Linked DNA regions of Mus musculus: regions 1 and 3 are each linked to region 2. A link is a loop called in an ENCODE intact Hi-C map of the cell type or tissue named here. Cell type or tissue: left cerebral cortex. All regions are shown on one strand. Each heading gives the region's core, and the rest is flanking DNA. Links, peaks and the distances in the headings are about the cores only. Region 1 has its middle 85 kb from the start of Amer1. Region 2 holds the start of Spin4 (spindlin family, member 4). Region 3 has its middle 26 kb from the start of Arhgef9.

What was found. Hi-C counts contacts between places; a loop is a spot of excess contacts. Peaks named below come from ENCODE experiments on the same cell type or tissue, not always from the same donor. Only the 100,000 strongest peaks of a DNase experiment are listed, where the experiment ranks them.
Region 1: it touches region 2 in a loop (4-fold over the local background); 4 of 42 quality-filtered maps call a loop at or near these places.
Region 3: a loop joins it to region 2, with 2.9 times the contacts of the local background. A loop is called at or near these places in 2 of 42 quality-filtered maps.

What each region holds. Positions count from the first base shown.
Region 1 is chrX:95,354,875-95,364,821 of GRCm38, forward strand. No RefSeq gene overlaps it. Among named protein-coding and RNA genes, the nearest start is that of Amer1, 85 kb to the right of the region's middle. In left cerebral cortex, for the core only: a CTCF peak has its summit at 4,377; a DNase peak (open chromatin) is centred at 4,375.
Region 2 is chrX:95,019,860-95,029,806 of GRCm38, forward strand. It overlaps Spin4 (spindlin family, member 4), which reads right to left and starts at 6,823. Exons shown (of 1, transcript NM_178753.4): 1 at 2,648-6,823. The coding sequence starts at 6,335. The coding sequence ends at 5,586. In left cerebral cortex, for the core only: no CTCF peak of the experiment used is centred there; DNase peaks (open chromatin) are centred at 5,867, 6,318, 6,597 and 6,811; H3K4me3 peaks cover 1,633 bases; H3K27ac peaks cover 868 bases.
Region 3 is chrX:95,187,256-95,197,202 of GRCm38, forward strand. It overlaps a transcript of Arhgef9 not described here. Among named protein-coding and RNA genes, the nearest start is that of Arhgef9, 26 kb to the left of the region's middle. In left cerebral cortex, for the core only: no CTCF peak of the experiment used is centred there; a DNase peak (open chromatin) is centred at 6,017.

The sequences.
Region 1 (9,947 bases), core at 3,425-5,924, 330 kb after region 2:
ACAGCCAAATATTGAACTGAGCACAGGGACTCCCATGGGGAAGTTAGGTCAAGCATTGTAGGTGCTCATAGAAAGAACAATAATAACAACCAACCAGACCCCCAAAGCTCCCATGGACTAAAGAGTATACAGGGTGTACCCATGGCTCCAGCTGGATATGTTACAGAAGATTGCCTTATCTGGTATCACTGGGAGGGGACCCCCTTGGTCCTGTGGAGGCTTGATGACCTAGGATAGGATGCTAAGACAGGAGTGGGTGGGCGGGTGGGGGAGTACCCTCATAGAGACAGGGGGGGAAGGAGGGGGATAAGGAGCTTGTGGAGGGGAAACTGGGAAGGGGAATAACATTTGAAATGTAAATAAATAAAATAACCAATTAAAATGCAAAATTAAAAAAAACAAAAATCATGACTGTGGGAAGGGACTTCAGGGAGTGGAGGAGTGGTTAATAGGGATGGGAAGGAGACTATCAATAGTTTTTAAAGAAAATATCTTATGTATTCTTCAAAATTACTTACTTACGATTTTTTTATTAATTCTTTAGAGGAATTAAGAACTTCTTTTGTCTCCCTCCAAGCCTTTCAGCTTGCTTTTATTAGACAAAGGCATGTACATATAATTTCACTAGAATAGTAACTGGTCATTGCCTTTCTGACAGAAGCAAGTTATTCCCAGCTTTCTATGTCTAAGTCCAACAATTACCCTCTATACTCTTCCCTACCCCACATCCTTTTCTGTCTTGTTAACTTAGATGTGAATTGTCTTTTGTTTTGCTAAACTTTTTCTTTAATAGTTGAAGAAAGAAAACTTAGAGTATCTCCAGATAGAGGATCCTATCAGAAGTAATGGTTAAATTCATTGTTGACTTGGCTATTGATTTGTGTGTGTGTGTGTGTGCGTGTGTGTGTGTGTGTGTGTGTGTGTGTGTGTGTGTGTATGAAAGAGGGAGAGAGAGAGAGAAAGAGAGACAGAATTTGTAGAGAGACTTAACTAAAGGAAAGACCCATGCTGAAGCTGAATAAGGCAACCCCATCAGACAGGCTAGGAATGCAAATACAATAAAGGAGGAAAAGAAAAATCCAGCTAAATGGGAACATTGCCCTTTCACTGATTCCTGAACTGCTATGATGTAGCCTATTTTCCTTTACAATCTCTCCTAGGTTTGAATAAACCCTCTCCCCTGACCTCCAAAATACTATGAACAAAATAAATAATTCCTCTCTTAAGTTATTTGCCAGGATTTTGGACATAGTAACAACAACAACAACAACAACAACAACAACAATAACAACGTAACTAATTTGCTTACTTTTGCCCTGAGAAGAAAAATTGTGACATTAGATAAGTATGGCAATAGAGAATAGACATAACACATTAAAATTTCCCAAGAAAATGAGAGAGTATAAAAGGGTATCAAGATTGGACCACCTTTTGCCTCTCCACAATAAAGAGCCAATAAACAAAATTCCAAATCTAATTTAGTAAAGTTCAGGAAGTGACTGCAGGTTCTTAAGTGGAAAAGGGGACCCTATATAGGCAGAGGAACATAAACTAGGGGAGCTTAGGGCATTCCAGCACCATCTCCACAGAACCAACATGGGAACTGTAATACTCAGCCAGGACTTTTCCAGCATTTCAAGTACAGGAACTATTTGAGAATACAGGGAAAGGGGTGGTAAACCTTAAGTTTAGACCAACTTCTGCTACTAATTCACTGAGAAAGTATTTTCTCTAGATTCTATTTTTTTTCATTGTATAATGAGGGGAGCAAATAAGAGCAAATTTACCTTTAGCAGTGCTGTCAACACTGTCCTTGCATCTAGAAATGGTACTAGTTTCTATTGTCCCATGGTTTTCCATATCATACTGTGAAACCACCCATTTATCTTTACTGGTATTGTTTATCATCCATACTAGTTATTATAAATATATCTGTTTTCCCTGTATATCATGTCTCAGCTGTGCCCCCCCCCCTTTCTCCTCAGAAGCTTTTGGCCACCAACCTAAGAGTACAAAGTGAGAAGTGGAGAACAGAGTTCAGATGGACTGTGAGTATGGTGGAATGAACCCCCGGAGACTGCTGCAGTGAAACAAGACTATTTTATTGTTTCAGGGATACAATATATAAGAGCCTTATTAGGAGTATAGGTGGAAAGGGATAATTGGTCATAGCATCAAGTGAGCAAGAGGGGCTGATTGGCTATAATACAGTAGTACCTAGTTATCATGTAGGCAGGAAGCCAGAGCAGTATTTGTGTGCTGACATATACAGCCTTGTAGAGGCCTCTGTACAAGGTCACTTTTCAGACAAGGCCAGCCAACTATGTTTATGAACACTCTCCAGACAAAGACACTCTCCAGACAGAGACAGAGACAGGTGTGGTGGTTTGAATATGCATAACCCAGGGAGTGGCACTTTTGGGAAGTGTGGTCTTGTTGGAGGAGGTCTGTCACTGTGAGGGTGAGCTTTGAAACCCTCCTCCCAAGCACATGGGAGCCAATCTTCTCCGAGCTGCCTTTGGAACAAGAGGTAGAAGTTTCAGCTCCTCCAGGGTCACTGTGGCTGCTGAAAGCTGCAGTTCCTGCCTTGATGATAATGGACTGAACCTCTGAACCTGTAAGCCAGCCCCAATTAAGTGTTCTCCTTTATAAGAGTTGCCTTGTTCATGGTGTCTCTTCATGGCAATGAAAACCTTAAGACAACAAGGAAGCCCTGCTAAGGGGAGTACCCCATTTTGTGCTGAGCTCAGAAAGCCATCTAGTCATGGGGAACTGCTACCTTAATAACAAGGTTCCCTAACACTTGGCCACAACTTCCACCCCATATTTACTGAGCATCACTCACACTACCATTAATATTACTTTCATTAAAGTGATATATTTTTTCCTTTACAAAAATTTAATTATATACCTACCTATAAAATATAAACCCTTAAATTGGCAGTCTTGTATAAGCTTCCCAAAATTAAAATAAATCTTGCTGAATTTTAAAGATCTTATTAACCAACCACGGCTTCAATTAATTTTACATGTTTACTCATTTAATCATAATTAAAATTAAATAACATAAAACAAAACAGTCCCCAGAAATTAGATTTGGGGTTTTGTTGTTTTTTTCAAAAAAATTGTTTATTTTATGAATATGTGTGTGCCTGCATGAGTTTATGTGCACCGTGTAAGAATGAATTCTTAACTGTTGAACCATTTCTCCAGACTCCAGAATTGATTTTTCATAATGAATGTTTTCAAAATTTTAGATGGAAATGATAAATGTTCTGAAATATCTACAGGAAGTTCTATAAATGAATGCATTAATTTTCTGTAGCAACATACATAAATATTCACATTAAATGGAATATAGACTCTTATAGTATCATGCCACTTCAGATATTAAGACCAAATTAAATTGGGGTTTTTCAAAGCATTGTGGATTTTTAGAGCTGTGAACAGATATTTCAGACTTTCTCCCATTTTACAAATGAAAAAAATTGAGGCATGGAAATGCTCAAGAAATTATTCAAAGCTTTATTTCTAAGAGGTTAGAGTGTTAAAAGTGAATCCAGGTAGCCTGGCTGAACTGGAACTCTTAATTTTGCCAGAGGATTCCCCACTTCCATTATCTAAGTTGTTCAACATTCTCAAACCTTTACTTTGTGTCTCTACTGTCTTTTTTAGGGTTTTTACCTTCCTCCACAAGATTTACCTATAGTCTACTCCTTCAAAAGTACATTTACAATTCTGGTCCCCATGTCAATATTAAAAGAGCCAGGAGGCCCACACAGTGTTTTGCTTCTACTTTTTCTCAAGTGACAAAAGGCTTGTATTTAACTCCTCCATTGCATTTTATCCCAGCATCCTTGTAAAGGCTGTATTTATTTTGTACTTAGGTGGCTTGGTCCCAAATAAGTATATGCTTGGGATGAATTTGGGCATCTTCTGAGTAGAAGAAAGAGTTCACTCCATGAATAAGAATACCTAGCCTGAGCATTTTAAGAAAAAAAAAGGGGGGGGGGTAATTGGAAGTAAAGATGCATTGGCTTATGAATAGATATGACAAAATTATCATAATGAAGGAGTAAGGTTTGCATATTTTTTAAATACAGTATAGAAAAAGATGAAGAGTGTCTTACAATGGGGGTAGGGAGGAGGCACATCAAAGTGACTTTATTCTTTTGGGGGGAAGGCTTGTGAGAAAAGAAAAGCTCAATGGGCTCAATAGATCTTGGGCGACTGAAAAATAAAATGACTATTAGGTAGGCAAGGATAAGGAAGGAACTCTTTGAATAATCTACTTAAAGTCCGAGGAATGGATTGGAGCAGTTTCCTATCACATAGCCTTTAACTGCAATAGTTTCAAAATAGCCCAGCAGTGCTATCCAATGGATAACTGTGGAACTGCAGGCCACAGAATCTAAAGTTCCACTTGACACTAGAAACTATTAAGCTTCCATGTAAAACCTCACACTGACCCTAAGAAAGGCAGTTTAATATTTCTTCCTGACATACTTTTCCTCAACCTTTCACTACAGCCAACCCCTCAGATATTCCTTCATCGGTTTTCAGGCTTCTTTAAAGCTCTTATCCAGGTTATTCATTCTTCTTAACTCCTCAATCCAAACTCTGCCTGTTCTTCTCTAAGTGTTTTTGTTTAGTTGGGTTGGGATTTTATTTTTTGATATATAATTCTCACATATTCTAGAATATCCTTGAGCTAAGTATGTACTTCAGTGTAGACCTAAACTCTTTATATCCTTGTATCTACCTCCCAGGGTCTAAACTCACAGGAATACACCACCATACCCGGCTTTTGAGTGTTTCTTAATGATGAAAGCACTGAACGAGAAGACAGGAAACCTAGATTGTATACTACTCTGTCTTGGTGATTTATTTACTTTATGATCTTGGGTTAGTCACTTCCCCTTGAGGCATATTACGTTTTAGGCTTCCAATAGAGATAGAGTGAAAATATCACAAAAGGTCATATGTGAGAGTTCTTTATAAATAATAAAACAATTCTACATAAATACAGGATACCTGAATGACACCACTTTCATAAAATGTCTCCTTGAATTACCTTAGACTAGAAAATCCTAACTACTCCACAAATTCTTTTGGCACAAATTTTGGTGTCATTTATTTGGTGTTTACACATACACATAGGTCTGAGTTAATTTAATTCTAGAGGAACTAAATGCTTTTTGGAACCTATGGACATATGTGGGTTGATATTTCTCCTCTGACACCGATGGCTCAATAGTTTTAAGAAGTTCATTTACTTTTAAATAAAGTCATATCATTAGTAAAAAACTAAATAATCATAAATACCTCACAGAGATGTTACAAAGAGATAAATACTTACTTAAATAATCTACTTAAGTGCCTTGTTATCATGAAAGAAGTCAAAGTAGTGGTTAGGACAGAGTTGATTTCTATAAACCTTCAGTGATACAACAAAGGCAAGTGACGCAATCTCAGTTCCTGAACTGATGAGTTCTAAGATGTGAGGAATAATTCAGACTCCAGTTTTGACCCAAGAGACCAGGGAACCCACAGAGCACTGCCTTTTAAAGCCATGTTACTCAACACGCCTGGATCAATGATTAACTAGGAGAGCCACAACTTGTTAATGTAAAGACAATAACAGCCCACAACACAAATCCCAACCCTAAAGGAACTCTATATACCGTGACCTATCTGCCCAAGGCTTAGGGATCATTTCAGAAGACCGGCAAAATAGTATAAGAGCTTGAGAGTCTAAATGACAAGAAAACAGCATCTTCTGGAGCCATTCACAACACTTAGCTTGTGGAAAGGATAAACAGTTTTCTCTGAGAGTGTAGCCACTTGTAAGTCAGCCACTTCTAGAGAAGACCATACATGGAAGAATATTTGGGTACCACAAATTGGTCTTGAAGGATTTTTGAAAATAAGGACTGGTAAGTTTGGGGAGAATTGGCTGGATGAATATGATCAAAACACATAGTTCAAACTCTCAAAGAAATAATAAAAATTTAAAAAATACTACCAAAATCTATGGTCTAAGGTAAAAGGGAAATCATTTTATGGGAGTAAAGTTTTCACTTTGAATGATATAATAGTTCTAAGAATGTTTAGTGACATGTTTACAACATTATAAATATATATAAATGCAAGTAAACTATAAACTTAAAATGGCTACATTGGAAAGTGTTATGCTATGTAAAATTTTACTCCCATAAAATTTTTATCAAAATTGTATTAAATTAAACTTATGTCTAAATGTATTAGGGCTTCTATGAATATGACAAAACACTGTGGCCAAAAATCAACTTGGAGAAGAAAGAGCTTATTTCATCTTATACTTAGAGGTGACAGTTCACATCTGGGGAAATTAGGGCAAGAACTCAAGGCAGAAACCTCAAGGCAGAAGCAAATGGAGAGGCCTTGGAGGAATGATGCTTACTAGCTTGCTCCTAGCTTGCTCATTCTGCTTTCTTATAGCATCAGGACCACCAGTTCAGAGGTGGCACCACCCACAATAATCTAGGCATTTTCATGCCCATCACCAGAGACTTTCCAACAAGCTAATCTAGTGGTAGAACTAAGGTTCTCTCTCTCAAAATGACTTTAGCATGTATCAAGTTGACACAAAAACTAGCCTGCACAGAGTAGCAAATAAAGGGCTTCTATGAGTTGGATCAGTTATTAATGCCAAAACTCTGACATGTCCTTACTGATATATATATATATATATATATATATATATATATATATATATATATATATAATTTCCTGAATTTGTAAGAGATCTAAGATTTAGCCTACAAAACCAGACATTCTATATTTTGTTTTAGAAGTGAACATCAATAGAGGGTTTTTATATGGTTTTTCTGTGTGATGATACTAATTGTTACCAGCTCTTTTATATGTATATATCTCCTTTTACTATATACATCTTCTAAAAGTTAAGACATAGTTGACATTCATTAATGTGTGTTAACATGGTGTCCTGTGTCCAGCCTGCCCCAGGGCAGAAGCTGAAAACAACCTAGATGTCCCATGACAGAAGAATGGATACAGAAAAATGTGGTTCATTTATACAATGGAGTACTAGTCAGCTATTAAGAATGAGGACATCCTGAATTTTGTAGGCAAATGGATGGAACTAGAAAATCTTGAATGAGCTAACTCATACCCAAAAGGACATGTATGGTATATACTCACTAATAAGTGGATATTAGCAAAAAAAAAAAAAAAAAAAAAAGAATGGCACAGAATACTCAAAATCAAGTCCACAGAACTCAAAAAGTTCATCAAGTTGAAGTGCCCAAATGAGGATGCCTCAATCCCACTTGGGAGAGAGAAGAAAGCATTCACAAGTGGGGAGAGAGGGAAGGACCTGGGAGGAAAAGAGGATGGGGTATCTGGGGGTCTTGGGGGGGAGAGGGAAATCTTATGTGGTATTGAGTGAGGGAAAAGGACTGAGGCCCTGAGGGCCAGCAGAAAAAATGCAAACAGGTAACCTCAGCAAATAGGAGGTTTAGGGGATCCCCCCACCCCCCAATGCACCAGAGACCTGGGAGGTGAGAGATTCCCAGGACTCAAAGGGAGGGACCTTAGATGAAATGCCAGACAGTAGGGAGAGGGAACTTATAGAGCCCACCTCCAGCAGGAAGACAGGACATCAAGAGAAGGAAGGTGTTGCCACAGTCACATCTCTGATCCATAATTATTCTTGTCCGAAAGAATTACATGGATGGAAATGGAGAGGAGCCTGAGGAAAAGAAGGTCCAGCATCAGGCCCAAAGTGGGATCCAGCTCAAGGGGAGGTCTCAAGGCCTGACACTATTACTGAGGCTATGGAGCGCTCACAAGAAGGGACCTAGCATGACTGCCCTCCAAAAGACCCAACAAGCAGCTGAAAGAGTCAGATGCAGATATTTGCACCCAACCAATGGACGGAAGCAGCTGATCCCTGTAGTTGAATTAGTGAAGGCTGAAAGAAGCTGAGGAGAAGGGTGATCTTGCAGGAGGACCAGTGTCTGGGAGGAGCCTACTGTCTGTGAGAGTGGCAAGTGGCCTTCCTTCCCTTGAAGGAATACCTGCTGGGTCTCCTGGGTTTAAACCTAGTTCGACCAGAAAACAGGCTGCCTTACACGGTCCCATGCATTAATTTTTAAAGATGTACTAAAATTTAAAATTACTTGTTATAAAATCTAAAAGATAGCTTTTTAATCAAAAGGTTAAATAAGATAGAATGCCATTAAAAAATGAAAAAGCCACATGACAGAAAAGTACATTTCTCTGTCAGAAGCAGCTTTTTAAATAAAAATATACAAGTAAGATTGTACAGACTGAACAAGTTATAGTTATGAATACACTTGTATATATTCATATATGCATTCAATAACAATTAATAAAAATTTAACCCATAAATTTTAAAGCAATCAAGGGGATATATGGGAGGGCTTGGAGGGAGAAAAGGGAAATAATGTTATAATCTCAAAATAAAAAATAAAATAAATTAAAGAGTAAAAGAAAAATATATGTTTACTTTTCACTTCTTTCTAGAAACAGCACTGCTCTGTATTAGTCAATCACATCAAAATGTGAGGCCAAGTATTGACCCCTCTGCTTTCATTCACAAATAACCCCTTTACTTTAGGAATAAAAGTCCAGCCCAGCCTCAGTTGGCTGTGCTTGTTTACTTGATTTCTTAAGACTGTGCATTCTTTTCCAGAAGTAAAACATATTGTCTTGCAGAGAAACTTAGATTATGTCTTTGTCTTAAGATCCCATAATTGATGATAGTCTGTTAATATTATACAGATGTACTACTGCTTTTAGCAAAGGAACTTTAACACTATGTTTGAGATTCTAGGATGTTACCCATAAGTCAAGCAAAATGGACTTCAGGTATGCCTAACCTATTATTAATCCCTTCTTTATATCTTAATTCCTCAAAACTGGGCCTAAAGTGTTTATAATCTTCCAGTTTCAGCTTCCCAAGTATTGGGATTACAGACAACTGCCACCATGCAAAGTGAGACTTTATTTTAATTCTGACACTCCATTCTCATCTAGGAAGATATCACTGAATAAATATCTGGCAATTTGTTCTCTACTTTTCCCATCACTGGAAATCAGATTTGTACTAGTTGGTCTAATGTTGGGGGATAAATAACAGATGTCAAGGGGTTAATGACAATAAACAGACTCAATTTTAAGCAATTCAGATGTATAGAAGATTGGAAAACTGTCTATACTGAATTCAGGAGACATAATTCAGATACATCCAGGAGTCAAACCACACTAATAAATATGTTTATAGTATTTACTAAATTCCAATGAATTTAGTGCCTCATGAATACTAACAAATTTAAACTTTAAATTACAAATTTAAATTTTAAATTACAACAAGCTCCTCTGGCTCTTAAAGTTTACACATAGGTGGTATTCTGGTGGGCCTATCTTATGTGACTTGAGCCTTCCCCTGCAGCTTCAGTACCTTTTCTTGGTTCTGGTGTTGTGACATTTTGATATTTTGGTGTGGAAATATGGTTTCACCTTTGTTGGGTAGGTTTTCTATCCTTTGGTTGCTGTTGCCCCAATATGGGTGCTAGCTAAGTGTGATGGCTGTGGAGTGTATCTGTTAGAGAATGATTCCAAATCAAAATCACTCAATAAAACCAGTATTATCAAGAGCTGATAAAGATACAGGGGGAAAATGAAAACTATAGAAAAATATACAGGAAAATCTCCTATTAAACAATTGAACATGGAACTCAATAACGTTTTAAAACTGTCTTTCATCATATGTAAATTGGCTTACTTCCAAAGATACAAAATGGTTCATCATGAAATAATTACTATAATATATTGCAATGCAACACATAAACCAAGGGTAAAATATCACATGATAATATCATCAGGTCCAGAAAATGCTTTCATAACATTCAACATCCTTT
Region 2 (9,947 bases), core at 4,807-7,306:
CATGACAGCAATACAGTAGAATACTCACTGCAGAAAATATGCTAGGAGAAAAAAGAATCTGCCTTCACGTACTGTGATGTAAGTTTATGTCCTGGGGAATCAAAGACTTTGTTTCTGCCCATTTACTCTCCAGTGTTAGAACAGTTAAAAGCCTCTCTCTGCTGCGCAGAATGAAAGAACTGCAGTAGCACATTGTAAACATGCAGGCTCTGAATCTATATGTGTAGGAGAAAATGAGTTTCCTCCAGACGGGAAGATCTCAAACAAAATAGAAATTTGAACAGATGTATTCATTTCCCAATAGAGTGAACCTTCTTCTGACTCAAGCAATCAGGTGTGATCAATTTTACTATGGAAAAATTGAAATGGTTCTAGTTCAAAAGCTAGGAAAGTTTATAGGGTAACACAGTATTCTACACTGATTTATTTGTTCTATATGTTTCAGAATAAGTCATATTGTATTCTCAACTGCTTAACCAGAGTTGTAGCTAGACTCAAATCCAGCTATGGATATAGCTTGATCTAAATCCTAAGGTTTGGAACATAAAAGAACAGTTCATAGCTATCTGTCTCATGATATATGCTTTATGAGAACAGCATTTGTTAACACAGCTTAATAATCTATCTTCAAAGCCCACTAGGCCAGAAACAGACTTTTCATTTAGTCTATGATCTAATGTCTATAATCTAATATAACAATTTAGTCTATGATCTAATATAACTATTCAATTCATGGTTCATGACTTAGGGCTTAGATAGACCTTTTTGTCTAAATCAGGAAGATTTTTGTTTTGACCACTGCTACTTTCCCAAAATAGCAAACTCCCAAATTTGAAAAAGACCATCAGAATTAGGGTACCCTCTTTCTAGCTGTTACAATATAAAATATCCTAATATCTTACAAGAAATGTGTAAAGTCTATGTCTGGCCTAGAAATCTGAGAAGGCTGAGATTTCTGTCTTCTTTATTCAGTCCCTAGGACTATGGTCAGGTTAACTCCAGTGTTAAATGTTGACACCAATTAGGATTTAAAAAGAGTCCCTACAACAAAATCAGAATAAATTCCACCTGGATTAAAATTGGCCTGTCCCCACAGAATAGCTAAGCAGGGCTCATAGGGGCTCACAGACACTAAAGTGACAGAGAGACTGCATGGGTCTGAGCTAGGCCTTCTATATGTTATGGTTGTGTAACTGAATGTTCTTACGGGACTTTTAGCAATGAGAGTGGGGAGTGTCACTGACTCTTTTGCCTGCTTTTGGGATCATTTTACTCCTAGTTGCCTTAACCAGTCTTAATATAAGGGGAGGGTCCTAGTCTTACTGCAACATGATATGCCATGTTCGGGTAATATCCCTGGGAGGCCTGATCTTTTCTTTTCCTTTCTTTCTTTCTTTCTTTCTTTCTTTCTTTCTTTCTTTCTTTCTTTCTTTCTTTTTTTTTTTTCGAGACAGGGTTTCTCTGTATTGCTCTGGCTGTCCTGGAACTCACTTTGTAGACCAGGCTGGCCTCGAACTTAGAAATCTGCCTGCCTCTGCCTCCCGAGTGCTAGGCGTGCGCCACCACGCCCGGCTGGCCTGATCTTTTCTGAAGAGAAATGGAGGAAGAGTTGATCTGGGGTCGAGGGGAGGTGGAGTAAGGGACTGGGAGGAGTGGAGGGAGGGGAGACCACAGTTGGGATAGAATGTATGAAAGAAGAAATTGAGCAGAGGTGTAGCAGTGGGGGATGGGGAACTGGGGATAGCTACCAGAAATTCCCAGATGCCAGGAAAGCAAGAGGCTCCCAGGACCCAACGAGGGTGACATTAGCTGAAATACCCAACAAAGTGGAGGAAGAACCTATCAAAACCATATCCAGAGCTTAGGCATGGCCCCCCAGTTGAGGGGTGGGGCCATCCACTCATCTCAAAAATTTTAACCCAGAATTGTTCCTGTTTAAAGGAAATGCAGGGACAAAATGTGGAGCAGAGACTGAAGAAAAGGCCATCCAGAGACTGTCCCACCTGGGGATCTATCCCATCTGCAGACACCAATCCCAGACACTATTGCTGATGCCAAGAAGCATTTGCTGACAGGAGACTAGTATGGCTGTCTCCTGAGAGGCTCTGCTAGAGCCTGGCCAATACAGATGTGGATGCTCACAGCCATCCATTGGACTGAGCACAGGGTCTGCAATGGAGGAGTTAGAAAAAGGACTGAAGGAGCTGAAGGGGTTTGAAACCCCATAGGAAGAACAACAATATCAACCAACCAGACCCCCGCAGAGCTCCCAGGGACTAAACCACCAACCAAAGAGTACACTTGGAGGGACTCATGGCTCCAGCCTCATATGCAGCAGAGGATGGCTTTATCTGGCATCAATGGGAGGGAAGGCCCTTGGCCTGGTGTAGGCTTGATGCCCCCTGTGTAGGGGAATAGGAGGGTGGTGAAGTGAGAGTGGGTGGGTGTGTGTGGGAGGACCCTCATAGAAGTGGGGGGAGGAGGGTGGGATAGTGGGTTTGTGCAGGGGAAACTGATACCGGGAAGGTGATTACATTAGAAATGTAAATAAATAAAATAACCAATAAAAATACATAAAAAATAAAAATAAAAATAAAGTTGGCCATTCATGTGAACATTATTAGAAAACACAAAAGTCACTACTATTATTGGTTATAGTTTTATTTGTACATAATTTATTTTTAGTAAATATATAAAACATGAGCACCAAATTCATGACAGTGTTCGCCTCTGCAGAAGAGGTGGTGTGGTAGTTGCAAATGAATTTATTAGCCATTAATACTGACCAATTGCAATATAAATCTGCATTTAAAGTAAACATGTCAAAGTATAGATATCTGCTAATTTGGAGGGGAGGTAAACAAATGTTTTCACATCTTTCATTTTTTTTAATTTTTTCCTCATTTTTCTAGTAAATAAAAGAATACAAAGATAATTATACTACCATTATAGCTGATGAATTTATTACATTTTCTGAACTGGGCTAATACATAATGACATACAGCACATAAAAATAATCAGCAAATTTTATAATATAAGCAGCTTTCAACTTCGTGTGTAATTGACAGAGAATATATATTCTGTAAATGACAGAAAAATATATATTCTGTAGTAACAAAAAGTCTGAAAAAGCCAATTGCCACTGAGAAAATATCAGGGAATGCATTAAAGATACCTAATAAAATTCATTCCCAGGATTTCAATGTTTTATAGCTTAGTCTCAGGTAACTTAAAAAAAAAAAAACTTCTAGTGCTATTTTACTCAGTCATTTTTTAAGCTAATAGAATTTTAATGACAAAGCTTCATAGAGACAGCTTATGAAAAAAAGACACAACCTGTTGTCTGTTAATTCAATTAAAAATACAAAGAGTAATCTAAAACTGTAATTTTACTTTGGAATGCAAATCAAGTATAAGTGCATTATTGGTAAATAAAATACGACAAAATAATAAATGGCTATTTTACCATAACCAAGTAGGATTTATTCCAGAAATAAAGGTTTGTTGTAATACTAAGTACCTAGCTTTCTAATAAATCATGCATCAACAAATTAAAAAAACTATATGTTTAATAATGGATATTGAAAAGACATTGATAAAATCAAGGAGACATTTCTAATAGTAATACTATATAAAAACAAGAACAGAAGGAATTTCTAAACATGAATAACTACTTACCAACAATCAACAACAAAGTCACACATGAAACAATAAAGTCATTCTCATAAAAATTAGAAATAGAAAAAGGCATGTCTGCCATCATCATCACATAACACTGCTCTGGAAAATCCAGCTAATGTTATACTAATAAGTATAAGCATTAGAAGAAATAAAATTATCTGTATTTACATACAAAATGATTGTATATATCAAGAAAATCCAAGTTTCTAATTTAACATCCAATGTAACATATAGGATTAAATAAACTCATTGGATAAAAGATAAAAATATAAAATCTGTAGATTTGCTTTATTGATAAAAATAAAAAGTTACTTATAAGATGGAAAAATATTCAACTTATTACAAAATTTGATAACTGCAAAAATAAATTCCATTTGATATGAATGACCTATATGAAAAAATGTTATGAAAACAAGATAAAAATATTTCAATGATCTACCAAATCTCTTGTGTGGTAAGAATATCACTATTAATTTTATTCTTGTATATAAGAATACAGAAAATTGATGCAATTCTGATAAGTATCAGACCCTTTCAAAATATCAATAAAATGCATTGTTTTTTTTTCTCTTGAAAGGATGAATGTTGAGGATAAATTATAATAAGAAAGAAAAACAACTATTGAAAGGGAATTTGTTATTCCAGTTTCTGAAACTCATGGTCTGGTATTATGTTTAAAATTAACTTTCACTCAGAAATTTGAAAAAGAGTGATTTTTTAAAAAGTAATTTCTACAGTAGAATATGTAATGCAAAATATTTAGAGTTGAGTCCCTATGTATTAGCATATGCAAAAATGAATTTCAGGTAGATAAAAATTTAAATATAATAAAGATTATAAAAGAAAAACCAAGTGAATATTGGTATGACCTAGGTTAGGGACACCTGTCTGAAGAAGATAGGAAACTAAAAATTTATAAAAGACATAAACATTTAAAAATTATAAAATTAAGTTTTTAAAATTGTAAAGTGAACAATAAAGATTAATAACAATATAAAGTTCATTAACACATGAAATAAAAAAGATTAAATGTACTTTCATTGTAGAAATTCCTATAACTTTACATGGAAAATATCAACTGAATATATATATGTATATATAGACAAGAAACAAAGAATAGGAATTAGCAAAACAAAAAAAGAGAAATATCCCAAGTAGAAAAAAATAAGTCTCATTGAGTCAGGTAAACATCAAATAATCAGGAACCCATGGAACGTTCTACCTGTCAGCGTTGCAAACATCAAAGACCAGTGGATGGCAACCTTGCAATAGTTCTTAAAACTAAATATACACCTACATAACACTTCTATAGAAATAAGAGCACCTTAATACAATAAAACATCATTATGAGTAAAAAAGGAAATAAATGCCCACCAATACCAGAATGGATACTTTTTGGCACATCTGTATGGACTGTGAACACTGGTGAGAGGAAGTATGAGAGTGACGGACAGAGACTGACTGTGCCATTTATCAAAAACCATATCATATGGAAGTCAGTTTTACAAAAGTTACATTGAAGTTTCTGCTTGAGAGCAGGGAAAACATCCCAAGAAAAATGCCAAATTCTCAAACTAAGGGGAAGAATTAGAAAGAGGGGGAAGGGAGCAGAAGCCACGTTGCACAGTTTATCTACTTTTGAGTTGTTTCGGTGAATCCAAACACTTCTCTTTTTTTCTTAGCAGCCAATTTAAAATTTCAATTATAAAACAAAGAACAAAAGTACCAACATATACTTGAGTCAGAACTGGAAAACAGTCAATATAAGATATGGAGGCACAATAAGATTTAGCCACTGTCCAGAACTTTTGACCTCAAAATTGACCTCAGAAAAACTTAATTTTGAGAACATAAAATATTTATCCTCTGATAGTTCCACACGTTTCGCAAAGAGGTCTATAAACTTACGGGGTTTTCACCAAGCCATAGACATAAATGTGAATATCATCATCAAACTTAATGAAGTAGACAGATGGCTTGGCTACCACCTGATGAATAAAGATCCCAGTTCTCTTGGACCCGTCGTCTTTGGCGTGTTCCACCTGCTTGCCCACAAGGCTGTCGAGCACCTCCCCAGGCTCCTGTTCAGCTGCAGGGAAGTAGTAGTTGGAATCTGGAATGATACGCAGGTCACCATCTTTGTAGTCGTCCAGCAGGGTGTACATATAGAGGACCGGATCTTTCTCGTAGGTGATGTAAAACCAAGTATCCATGATGGGGGCTCGCGCCAACACCATACCCTTCCACTCATCTTTCTTGCCATGCTCACCTTCGAACACATGTCCCACTGCCTTCCCAACCAGGGAATCGGCCAGGCGAGAGTCAATGCGAGGAGAAGGAACTCTCTCAGGAAGAATCTCCAGCGCTAAAACTCTCTTATCTCTGTGCAGTTCCAGTCCGTACACACTGTCTTTGCCATCATATTTGATGATATACAGAGTGGGCTTCACGGAGACCTGCTCGAGCACAGTACCTTTCCATTGCTCCACGGGCTCATTGCCTTCTTTCCAGCCGTGTTGAATGCGGCAGCCCACGATGTTCCTATGAGTGAGGAAAGTGGGCTTACGGCGCTGCTTCTTGTGAGTGTGCCTTTTCTTCATCAGGTACGCGGACACACCATCCACCCCAGTAGGAGGCACAGTCGGAGGAGACATGGCTCGAGGCTTCGGTGGCCAAAGTAAAGCTGCTCTTTGCTTAACAAGCTGACTAACAGTCAGCAGTGTCCAACGGCAGATATTTTTCGCGATCCGAGAGACTGTATCAGTCCTCTTTTCAGATTTTGTCAGAAAAGAGCTAACTGACTGGGAACTGAGACAGAGAGTGCCGCTCACTAGTGCTTTTTTCCTCCTTCAGGGAGGGGTGACTGCAATAGTGATGGCTCCAGAGAGATGGCGGGCTCCCGGGTTCGTTCTGTCCGCCCCTGGCGCCTTCCCGGACTCCCAAGCCCACGTCCCAGCCAGAATCCGCCACTTAGCTGTTGTCAACGCTGCTGCGGTCGCAGAACGGCAACAGAGAAGAAGTGGACTGTTAACCTGGACCGGAGATAACAGGGATGTTTCGCGGCCACGAAAGTGCAGGCAGTAGCACGTCTCCCAGCAGTTTGCGCTTTGCGCGGCCTGGTCTTGGCAGCGCTTGTCAGCTTGGCCAATCTGCGAAACCGGGATTTTTGTTGCTTAGGGAATCCTCCTCCTCTGAGCCCGCCCTCTCCTTTCCTCCACCCCTCCCGCTTCCGTCCTGCCTTCCGCTCCTGGGGCAGCCACACTGACACAGGCTCTCTCCTTTACTCCCGTGGCCCCCCAGCCGGTTCATTCCCACCAGAACCAGACAGTACAACACCCCTCCTCCCCTGCAGGCTGTCTGCTGCCCAACTGCATACTTCACTGAGGCTCCATCTGCTTTCTATCTTCCAGGAATTCCTCACAAGCAGAAAAAGAAAAGAAAAGTGAAAAAGAAAGAAAAAAAAATACGTGGGGTGGGAGAAATTGTATAAACAAATCTACAATTTCTTTCTTTTTTAAGAAATTTGAAGCGGGATTGGGGAAAAGTCGTGCACAGTCCACCATGTTAACTTAAACTCTCCTTTATATTTTCTACCTGATCATTCGTCCTAACGATTTTTAGTATGTTTTTCTAAGTGGAAGGAAAATATGCTGGTATTTGCTTTTCTAAAACTGAGTGAAATAAAAAGCAAAGCAAAACAAAACTAACTTTAGCCATACAAACCAGGCAAACATCAAAATGTTTATTAAGCTGATTTCTTATTAATATATCTTTCTATAACCTTATGCATTTGAGAGCAACTTTTATATTTCTATACCTTTTTTGCTTACTTTGTCACTTATATCACGAGTAGTTTCTGTCATGATTAAATATGCTGGAAACATGATTTGTTTTTCAGTTTTTTGAGACAGGGTTTCCCTGGGTAGCCCTGACTGTCCTGGAACTCACTCTACATACCAGGCTGGCCTCGAACTCAGAGATATGCCCCCCCCCCCTTCTCTGCCTCCCAAGTACTGGGATTAAAACCATGCGCCACCATGCCAGGCTGGAAACACAATTTTTAATGGTTCCATATGTGAACATAAAGAACACAGCTCTCATCTCAAAATAAAAGATGGTTTATTCTAGAATCAAATATAAGTGACCAAGACCAAGGTCCACAACTTTAGGTTACCCCAAGTTCTATGTTCCAATGTGGTAACAGTTTCATGGAATTTTGTTGGTGTTGTCGCTGCTGTTTATTATTAACCTGTGTGTGCATGAAGTGTCTATGTTGGAAGGGGGCAGAAGTGGAAAAGTGGAAATCAGAAGATAACATTGTGTAGTAACTTCTTTCCTTCCACATTTACTTGAATTCAATGGATTGAACCCAAGTCCACAGGTTTATGCCACAAGTTCCTTTGTAAGATAAGCCTCTTACCCAACTGGCCTCATGAAATTTTTATAGCAGCAAAACAAAGAGAACTATAAATCAGGAAACTTTTAAAAGGCATCAGGGGAAGCCTTGGGTAGGCGTGTTATAGCAAACCGGAGAAACTTCTGCAGTAGGCTTCAGATACTATCTGACAGCATTCCCTGCCTTTGGGCCAGTGAAAGCCGAGGATCTGTGCACACATTCCAAAAGAACTTACCTAATAGCCGGAAGAATGGTTAGGTCACTCACAGAGTTGAACAATACATGACCATTTTGGGTGGGGTGAGGGTGAAGATAGTTTAAGATAATGTGACTCTGGAACTGCGACAGCTGAACTCCTCCATTATACTCATAACTGAGTCAGTTAATCAACCATGTACAAAGTTCAACGTATGTGTGGCTTTTCCCCCAGAGAACTTCAGTTAACCCACACTGTTTGTTCTTAATATTCCTTCAATGGCTCCTCATTTATCCTAAATAGTCTAAGGCAGAAAAAGTAACTAATACAACTCTCCTTTTCATATATGAATTGATTAATTGAACTCGTCTTTATTTTTGTTTTCCTCCCTGAAATCCAAAAGTTGAAGTTGTGGTTCCATTCATTTTTTTTAAATATAGAATAATTGGATCATATTTCCCCAACCCAACATTATGCTCTCTCTAAAAAAAAACAAATCAAAACAAACAAACAAAAACAATAAGACAAAAAAAGCATACACAAAAACATGGAGTCTCTTTTATGTTGGCCTGTCTTGAAGTATGATTTATATACCCAGTGACACTCTATTGGAGAAAACTGATTTTCCATTTCTCAGCAGATACCAATTGCAAGTAACTCCTTGGTTAGGGATGGGATTTAATGTCCATCTCTCCTTCTAAATGCTGAGACTTTGCAAGGTCTGAACCTGAGCAGGTCTTGTTTGTGCTATCATAGTTCTGTGAGTCTATACATCTATCAGTCCTGTTGTACCTTAAAGACACAATCTCTTTGAAATCATCTACCATCTCTGGTTGCTACAGTCTTTCTTCCACATCTTCCTCATAGACCCCTGAGCCTTGAGGAGAGTGTTTGATAAAGGCATGCCACTTAGGACAGAGTACACTAAAATCTCTCATTTTCTGCACATTGTCCAGTTGTGGGTCTTTGTGTTAATTATCATGTATGGGTGCTGTGATGGTTTGTATACACTAGGTCCAGGGAGTAGCACTATTAGAATGTGTGGCCCTGTTGGAGTGGGTGTGGCCTTGTTGGAGTAGGTGTGTCACTGTGGGCATGGGCTTTAAGACCCTCAGATGAAGATGTAGAACTCTCAACTCTGCCTGTACCATGTCTGCTATGTTCTCACCTTGATGATAATGGACTGAACCTCTGAAGCTGTAAGCTCTTTATAAGTAAGTTCTTTATAAGAGTTGCCTTGGTCATGGTGTCTTCACAGCAGTAAAACCCTAACTAAGACAGAAGTTGGTACTGGGAAGTGTTTTCTGAGAGCACAAAGAAGCTGTGTTCCAGAGATAGTCAAGGTTGTACCTCCTGCTGCAGCTGTACTTGGTAATGTTTAATAGTCACCCAGGTGGTATGAAGGTCATGAAGAGCAGCTGAGTCTTGGCACAGTGATAGGCCATGAAAGGATATTGGCGAAGGTGCAGCCTCAGTTGTAGTTAACAGCTCAGGACTGAAGGCTCCATGTAAAGGAGTTGAGGCTTGGCACGAAGAGAGAGCCTATGAGAGGCTATTGGTGAAACCTAGATGCAGCGGAAGACCCCAGCATATTGGAGATGCCAGTACCGTGGGATGATCACCAAGAACAGAAGCATCAGTGGAGTGGATCAACCTGAGCTTAGAATGCTAAAG
Region 3 (9,947 bases), core at 4,807-7,306, 170 kb after region 2:
GAGCACTTGATATCTGATACTGTCATTTCTTTAACATTGAGAAAGATGCTTAAATTATCTATCCTTGTTTTCAAACTGCACTAGATTATAAACAGTCAGAAGGCAGAGAAACAGTTCCGTTTCCGTCTCTGCTGTATCTCTATAGTCCAGAAGAATGCTTAACACGTAGTCAGTATCTAATCAGTACCTTTGCATTAGGTTACAAATGAACAAATCAGCAAGTATAGACAGAATCACTTTGTGAGGATTAATGTGAAGGGTAATTAAGATCGCTTTCAGTATAACTAATACTTAACTGATAAGCTTTTCTTATTTTGGCCCTAAAAAATTTATCTCACTGATAATGCACTGTCAATTGGGACCTTATTTTTGAACATTTTTTTTCAGTTATTGAGTAGCATAGTGGTCCTAAGTAAAGCACCCTTCCTCTCCAAACCTGAGTTCACAATCTATAAATGAGTAATATTTAAGCATGTTATGTTGCAGCTACAGAAAGTACAAGATAGACAAAAACTTTTTTTGCCCAAAATCTTAACCTATGACTCAACACCTAAAGTAAATGACACAATGGGATAAGTAAAAAAGAGAGATTCAGACTCCTGTCTGTCCCTTCTCCGTCTTTCTAAGGCACATCCATAGTAACTATGTAGCTTTATGGCAAGAATGTGCAATTTCTTTTTTCTGTGAAGGGCCAACTACTAAGCACTTTAGGCAACATGGACCATATGAGCGCTGTCATAACTATTCAACTTTGCTTAAACAGCCACAGAAAATATATTATGGCTTATTCTTGAACCTTATAGCTATGGTTCAAAATGTGTTGTAAGCCTTTAAATTTGAGTTCCAAATAATTTCATATACTTATGACACCAAATATACCTGTTTTAATTTCCCCTAACTATTTGAAAAAAATGAAAAAATCCATTCTTAACTTGTGGGCTAAATTTGGCTTAATCTTTAGTCTAAGATTTGGACACAAGTATATCTAAGTTGACCATTATACCTGAAATAGTCTGGAAGTTCTGAAATTAGATGACAAAATTGCTTGATATAGAGACAAAAGGGTTAGAAATAAAAAGGCCAAAAATAAAAAGCAAATTTCTCTACTCTGTAATAGGCTATAGGCTTTCCCTGGGATCATATCCAATTTGCAAAATAAGGGCACACTGGAGGGTGAAATATTCCATGCTCCTTAATGAGAGAAAGACAGTCTAAATCCAAGGGGCTCAGGCTCTAGTCAAACCTTAAAAATTACAAATGGTCCTAACTCTGTTCATGGACTATGAGGAACCCAATGAAGTCCCCCTACCTTTCAGGACTGATGAGGCCCTGAGACTATATACAAGGTCCCATATTCTCCATTCCTGTGGAAGACCTTCAAGTAATGTTAGATGTGTCAAGGAAAAAGATTATTTTTCTATTAGCTACCACACTATTTTTTTCATCCCAATTCAACTCCTCTGAGGTTCAACCTTCAGATCTCCAGCCCTCCTCATGATGGCAAGTCTCAAGTACCTCAGATTTTACCCTGTTAAAACTGCATGTAGACACAGATCTCCATGTCCATTCCTTTCTGATCCTATCTAGCTGTGCTGTCCTCCTTATATGTAGATGTATACCTAAGTCTCAGGTCCATTTAAATCTCTTTGGACTCTAGAGGCTCTTATGGCACTTGCATCAACAAGTCACTCTTAGGTTGCAGAGAGGAGGAACAGAGGATAAAAAGAGAAATGCAGCATCAGATTGTCCTTCAGACAAGAGTCTTATCAATGCCAGAAGTATGACAAAGCAAGCTATCTTCTTTGCAGGTCACTTATGAGGAGGTCAGAAAGGCAAGTTGTTGCATCACAAGGAAGTAGGAAACAGTTCTTTTACATTACCAAATAAGGTTCAATGACTCTAAGTGCCCTGTGATTTGAACTAGAAACATGTATCTGCAAAGCTCTAATGCATTCTTGGGTAAACAGTCAGATGGAGACTTCTGTAAAACAATATGCCTGTTTAATATGTGACCTGTGGAACATGACATGTGAGACCTACAGGCTTCGTAAGTATGTGACAGTGCTCACACAAGCAGCAGAGGGGGTGGGTGTGGTCTTATCCAATTTGAAGCCCTCTCGATTTATGGCCTAGTTACCTGGAAGGCCTGTTTCCAGAAACAATAGGTTTCCTGGTTGTGTGACACAACAGTTTCCTGTCTCATCATGGCCCAAAGCTACCTGGAAACTCAAAAGCCATCCTATAGTCTTTACAATAGACACCTATATAACTCAACAAATTTCACCTAAAAGTATATGTCCATTCTTAGGTGCTCACTAAAGATCCTAGCCCAGGGAATGGTGCCATTCACAGTGGGGAGGTCTTTTTCCCTCAATTTACTTAATCAAGATAATCTCCCACAGGTATGACCAAAGAGGCATCACTTCCAGGTGACTCTAGATTTCATGTTGCTAATTGAGATTAACCATCACAGACTCTTAACAATTTTCTCAAAGGCTCCAATATTCTTTAAAGCCTGGGGCATACACACACACACTAAAAGGTTTATATTTTTTTCGTTGATAAATTCCTACTTACTAAGCTATTGAGACCCTGTAACTCCACACCACACATGTCTTGGCAGTAAAAAAGTCAGTCAGATTCTACAGAGTGCTCTAGGACTTAAGAGGCCACAGTTCACAACCGTAATACTTTCTTGGGACAAATACCCTCCAGCACTTCCTTGTCCTCAGTGTTAGACTAAAAGAATGTTTTCTGTTTTATTCTTATCCACCCATACTCTTATTTCCTATTTGCTTTCCTATTTGAGTGGCAGAATCTTTCTACTCCAGGACTGTCTTACCTCAGAACTGTTAAGATAGCCCCTACTTCTTTGGACAGGCCCTAGCCAAAAGACTTGTCCTCTCTTAAATTTCCTCCTAGGAGTAACCTCCCTCAGTATGCAGATGATTTATTAATCAACCATGAAGACTAACCTACTTCAAGTCAAAATACAATCCTAACTTTTTCAAAGTCAGCCTTTTGTAGATATAAAAAGCCCCCAAAGACTCAACTGAAAAGAAATAGTGTATTAAATTATCAAAGAATAAATAAAAACATTAAAAGAAAGAAGGGTCTAGTTCCCAGAACTTTATTAGCCCAGAGTCCAAGGAGCTTTTCTAAATATCATAATGATAATGTTTTAGCTCTGGGGAATCCTGTCATCAAACAACAACTGAGGACCTTCTTGATCATGGCGAAGTCTTGTAGAACTGGCTTCCCCAGTTTGATTATAAAGCTTTATGAGGCCTAAAATGGATCAGAGGAAGAGTCAAAAGAGTGCATCCCTGAAATGGCAGGAACCCTAAATATCCTAAAGTATGCATGTATATTCTTGCTGGTTCTCCCTGATCTCACTAAACCCTTCTCTCCATATGTACATGAGTGAAAGAATCATTGGAAATATTAACATACAGACTTGGTCGCCCTCTCAGTGCCCAGCTGTTTGGCTCTCCATGATGTCCTTCACCCATACAAAGGACTAAAATACCTACTAGTTTCCTTGGATATCATCATTAGACAGAGGAATTCCCCACTAAAACAGAGAAGGCCTGGAAGGTAACCACTGACCTTGTAAAACAGTATTCCTCAGTTTGAGCTCCTCAGGGTCCTATAGTCTAATAATGGTCTGCCTTTCATTTCTAGTATACCTCAGGAAGTGACTGAAGCACTTAAAATTAAGCATTATGTAGTTTGGCACCATTAATCTTCTGGAAATGCAGAAAAGGCTAAGTTAACCCTTAGATCTCTCTAAGCTTGTACTCAACACTCAATTGTCTAGCCCAGTCTTCTCCCAAGTGCACTTTTGTGATTCCACATGGCTCCCAATTCTATAATTCACCTCAGCTCCTTAAAAGTCCTTTATGGTCTGCCCTTCCTTTTTAATATATTCACATACTCATTATCTATCTCAATATATTATCACTGAGGTAAGCAATTAGGGTTGTCACTGAGTACCATATAAGCACAGTGCAAGACTGAATCTACCTCTAAGAAATAATCTCTTCACATTAACCCTGGAGATTGAATCTACCCTAAAAACCCTCCCACAAAATAGAAAGCCATTCAAAGATATCTGGATTGGATCCTATCAAGTCCTAATGTCTCCAACTACGGTCAAGCTACAAGGCCTATCACTGTGCAATTACCTGAACATACTTAAAACTATCCCACCCAGAAGAAGCTCAAACACCCTATTTGTAGGAGGCTCTTGGAGATCTGTGTACTCTTCTGGAGAAACTAAGTAAAACCCTTCCACAGACATCCCTAGACCCCAGGAAGTAGTCAAGACTTTATCTGCTACCTTTCTGAGTTCTGAAACACTTTCATAAGCTCTCCCTTCTGTTTCCTTTGCCAACCTACAGGACCCTACTCTGTTCCTAGAGTTCAAGTTAGACCTGTTTCTACAGGAAGACCTGTTCAACTATTACTGGGTCATCACTTAGCTTTGAGTTATACTGAACTGGGGTGTATTCACTGTCATTTTACTCATATACCTCTGTCTTAAAGCCAACCCTTAACCCCAAAAGAATCTTGCATTTGCCTTTACTGAGTCTAAGCCACTCAAAATCTCACTTGGATGTGATTCCTTTGCCCAAATAGCCACCACTCTTCTGCTGTGATCTCTCATGACAATCCTCCCTTACATTTCCACATGTACTGGATTAATATCTCTTAGGAAGTCTCACAGGAAAGACTTGGACTCTCAGCTCCTATAGCACATCTCTTGGTTTTTTTGTTTAATTTTGTTTTGTTTGTTTTGGTTTTTTAGTTCTGTGATTGGTATTATCCAGATCACAGGCCATTAAGCTCCCAGAAATGGTAAATGGTACCATCCATACCAACACCTGTTTCCTACTGTCAAGGACTGATTGGCTCCCCAAGTGATGTTAGTTCTGCCTTCAAACTCCTACCAGTATTAACTCCTCCCTCTCCAGAAGTCTGCTCAAACATTTTATGCTGCATAGTTCTACCACTATAAGACAGATCAGCAATGCCAACCAGGTCACCATATGCTAATTCACTACTTCCCAGTTCTGAAACAGTTCCAGAAGGCAAGAAGTCTTCACTCTGTTGTCTATTATTTGGCTTTGCTGATATGTCAGTTCTGGGATTAGAGCAAAAAGGTCAAAAAAAAAAAAAAAGGAAGGAAGGAAAGAAAGAAAGAAAAGAAAAGAAGAGAAAAGAAAAGAAAAAGAAAAAAGAAACAAAATTTCCCACTCTCTAGCAGATAGGATCCTAACTGCTTCAAGCTTGAAGATAATAAACCAGTGATTTGTGATTTCTTAAGTAAATAGTTAGACCCTAACTTCTTCTAATGGCTCCTTGAGGAAACTCACTTTAAATGGCTAGTCTGAACCAGGACAAGTGATGTTACAAATATTGCTGCCTAAAATAGTGAGCTGACATCTTGAACTCTTTCCAGATAGAACCCACACAAATGGCCCAAGAGGCATGAATAAATAATTTCTCCCAACTGCTACAAAAGACCCCATTCATCAGCATCCATTCATAGTCATCCCCGCCCCCCCACCTCTTTACAATGTGCCTGCATGTTCTGTCCATAGCATGTAGTCTGTATTAAATCTTTTAGAACAGTTCTCATCTGGTATTTAATTATATCCTGACCCTGAATCTTAGGCTCATCATTTCCATTCTGACATTTGGGTCTGTTCTAGGTTAAGAAACGTAGCAAAGGAAAAGATTCAGCGTGCACACCATTTAAAAATTCATCATTTCTCCCACCAGAACCTTAACTGTCACAGTGCTTCCCAGTCTCCTCTCAGTTCAACATGGAGATCACCAAGTCCCTCCTGGAGAGCTACAACTCAAGACTGTCCAAACATCAGACTCAACAGTCAGGCTCAAGCTCAGGCTCTGCTGTCATCTTCCTTCTCTACCCCTTCTCCAAAGGCTGCTCACTACTCCATTTTGCATTGCTTATCTCAGTGAAGAATCTCATCCTCCACTTGGTTTCACAGGAAGACTTTTGTCACTGGAAGCAAAGAAGAACAAGATCATGCTCATTTTTTCACTATCATCTGTAGCATCAGGCTTTGGCTCAGAATCTAGTTCTAGGCAGTCTAGTGTCTTCTTCTAAACATGCAAGTGGACCCTAAGTGCCTTCATTTCTTTCATGTTTCTGCGTACATATCCCTTAACTAGAAAGGTTTTAACTAATATATCATACCATTCTTACCTCTGTTTTCTGTTTCTCTGTTTTCTTAGCTCTTAACATGTCTTGCCATATTAAATATTTTGTGTGACAGGTTTATTATTCCCCACCATTCCACTAGATTATGAGCTTCCTAAGAGTTAATTTGTAATTTGTTTTTGTTCACTTCTCCTTTTCCTCTGTAACACATCCATGCAAATTCATAGTAGACAGCCTAACATTTTTTAATTAAATCAATGTCTACAATAACACCTAAAAGGTAAGTGTACTGCTATTCACAGCTGAGAATAGTAAGGAAAGTATAAAAATCAGGCCCCTCAACCTTAGACTTATGACTCTAAGAAGAACATTCTTCCCATTCTAGACGTAATTCTTATTTCAGTGACAACTGTCATTTCAAGCAGAAATTATAAATAAGTATAGTGAACAATTTATCAACCAATGTGAACTCACAGTTAAACATCCTGCATCTATTAAGATGGTAATTTCCATAGAAATCTTAAATAATATTTTATGAGTTTACGTGGTAACATTTGAATTAATTTATAACTGTCAAATGTGCTAAAAAATTCAATGTGTAGTGTAAATGAAAGAGCTGTATTACAAAATGGTGACTATATCTAATTCCCTATTTCTCCCTCATAATCCTTATTAGTTAACATTTTTACTTAATTTTTTTCATACAATAACATTTTTATCATATTCTTGCCCCAACTCCTCAGATACTCCCCAACTCCCTACCCACCCAACTTCATGTTTCTCCCCCCAATAAAACCCACAAAAATGAATGTAAAAACAGTAAAAAACAAACAAACAAACAAACAAATAACAACAACAACAATAAAGCCTGCACAGGTTCAAACTAGACAAAATCCCAGCACTGAGATGGGGACTTGGACAGAGTCTCTGACTAAGAAGGTATCTGTGGTTGGGTTGACACCTGCTGGGAAAGAAAAACTCCATTTTTTTTTCAATAGAGAGTCGCTGGTTATATCAACCATTACTCTAGGGCAGGTTCCACGCCCAGGAGATGTTGGCTTACTAGTAAACTTATATCCAACATTTACTGTAAGGAATGTTGATGGGCATTAATAATCTAAATTTAAGGGAGAGAAATCTGAGACTCAACATATTCCCAACAAACAGTGAACACTGTGGCAAAGACAAGGTTTTCTGCCGCCCCCCCCCCCCGCCGCCCCCCCACTAAAAGTATGTTATCCCTGTAAATTCTAGCAAGTGGCTAGGGCAATGTTTTTTGGTTTGCTTGTTTGTTTTAATCACAGAACAGTCACTTGCATGGCTTCTCTTAAAACTGAGAAAAGTTCAAATTCTCCATTAATTTAATCTGTTTTCAACTCAGTCAAATTGACAAGTCAATATATTTGCACGAGGAGAGAACTCTCACCCAGACCCAGCTGCCACAAATGACTGAAGCTGGGATTTTTCGGGTAAACGTTACAGCATTTGTTCCTACTGAAGGTCTTTTCCCAATTCATTCTTTTCTGCCTTTCTTAGCCCCATCTGAAATGATGATTTATGGAATACTAAGGAAGGACAGTGAAGGAGAGCCAGGAGACTCAAATCTACCTACAAAGAGTTTGTGGCCTTGAGCAAATCTGTCCCATTCTCTGTGTCCTCTGGTGTGTTGGCTGGACTCCAAGCACTCTAATGTCTTTACCTGCTCTAACTTTTACTGGTTCCACAAACATTTGATTTAGCCTTGTGGGTCCTCGGGGTAAGAGAGAGTTCTGGGGAAAGGAACTAGGTAAGCCCTTGTATTTAACGATATAAACTAGATGCCTTTAAGAACTACAGAAATGGAGAGCCCGAGGAAGGGAAAAGGGGGGTTCCTCTGAATACATTCCTAATCTACACCAGATTCTCTTTCCTTTTAGAAGGGGAACAAAAGAGGAGCTAAATATCAATGTCTGCCCAATTGCTTCAGGCTCTTTTGCTTTTGCTGCAGATTGTGGGTGGCAGTGCAGAAGTATGTGCTGACACGGGCATCAGTGCCTGCTGACCCAACCCAAGTAACTGCCCTCCAGTACCCCTTGTCAGTACTGAATACAAAGTCATTGTGGCCTTCCACTCCCCAATACCCCTAACCAGGCTTGGACTGTCCCTGGCTGCTTCAGAGAAGCATGAAGATTCAGCCACCACTTCCTCTCTGCAAAGGGAAGTCATTTCAAGGTCTCCAGGTATAAAAGGGATCACTATGGCATAAAATGAATTGAAAATGATACTAAACACACACTCACACGGACAAAGAAAAGCACACACTCCTTTTGCATTGATGGGAGTCTGCTAGTTGAATTCCCTTTTAGAGAATGAGGGTTTCTGTAGCCATCTCTCCTTGACAAAGCCCTAAATGTGGACAGGGTGAGAGCATCCTAGGCAAGGAAAGCTCTGCAGGGCTTTCCCAGATTGCTTCCACCTGGGTGGCTCTGGTCCCTGGAGCTGGCTAGGGGTGTCAGGTACGCACAACCTACTTAAGGAGGCCATGCAGCTCTCCTATAAGGCTCTTTACCATCCTGGTCTTTGTGGCTGTTTCCCCTCAACCCCTTGCCAGCTTGCTTGCATCCTGGGAGCTTTACTGCTTACAGAAGAGCCCCTATGTCAAACCCTTGCCTTGCTGACATTCCAGGTAACACCTGGGATGTTCCTGGACACTTCATCTAGCCCCCAGCTTGAGCATACCCCAGTCTCGGAGGGTGGCAGAGATGCCCGGGGGGGGGGGGATGGGAGGGGTCTTTACTGGTCTGGCAAGCAAGCAAAGACTCCTAAAATGGCTACAGGAAGCTCACTGGTGTCTGAAGGACAGTGGTGAGGGCGGTGGGCAGAGGTATGGGGGCTCCTGGTATGGAGGTTAATTCGAGGGATTGGAGGTTGGGTTGAAGAATTAGGGCTCATGCAGGGAAAACTAGAGCTACGTGCACTCACCATTCCCGTTCCGCCTCTAATCCACTGCATGGTGTCCACGAAGTCCAGCTTCTGTGAGGCCGGGTGGCTGGTGCGGGTTGTCGCGGGCTGACTGGGAGGGAGGGCTGGGCTGGAGGAAGCGAGAGTCCCAGCGCCCACTCCGCCTCCCCTCCTCCACAGCGCTACAGCCGAATCCCCTCAGCCTGACCTAGCCTTCAGTTTGGTTGTTTCTTGCCGGCGTGCGGGCTATGCTTCTCCACCCTGCAGCTTCCCAGGGGGCTTGACAGGAAGGAAACACGCAACTGGGGGAGGGGGTCCCAGGGAGCTGCCTTTGTCTTCCTCCAAGGCGTGCAAATTGAGGGGTTGGATGCAGGCGAGAATATAGGGGAAATAACCTCTGCCAAGGGTAAGGCAGCTGCCACCCCTGCCTGCCCTCCTGCTGCTCTGGATTTCTATGCCATTTATGGTGGGGCTTCCCAATTATGTTGACTCAGCGGAAAGTCTCCAAAAGTTGCAAAAGGTGTTGGGACAGTCTCTTAATATTAAGATCCTAGCCCACTGAAACAATGCCAGTGAATTCCCATACCTCGCTCCCCAAATCCTCCCTCTGTATATTTTCCTGGTGCCCTCTCTCTAGTGTCTAATCTTTTGCGCTTTCATCTGCATTACTTTCACTTCTCAGAATAACCATGGAAAAGCAGCCACTATTATCCTCATTGTACAGAAAAATAAAAGGAGTTTTGAAATAAGGAAAGAGCCTGTATAAACTAAAGCTCCGACTTTCTCCTCTGCAGCAGCTTTCCAAACTCTTTCT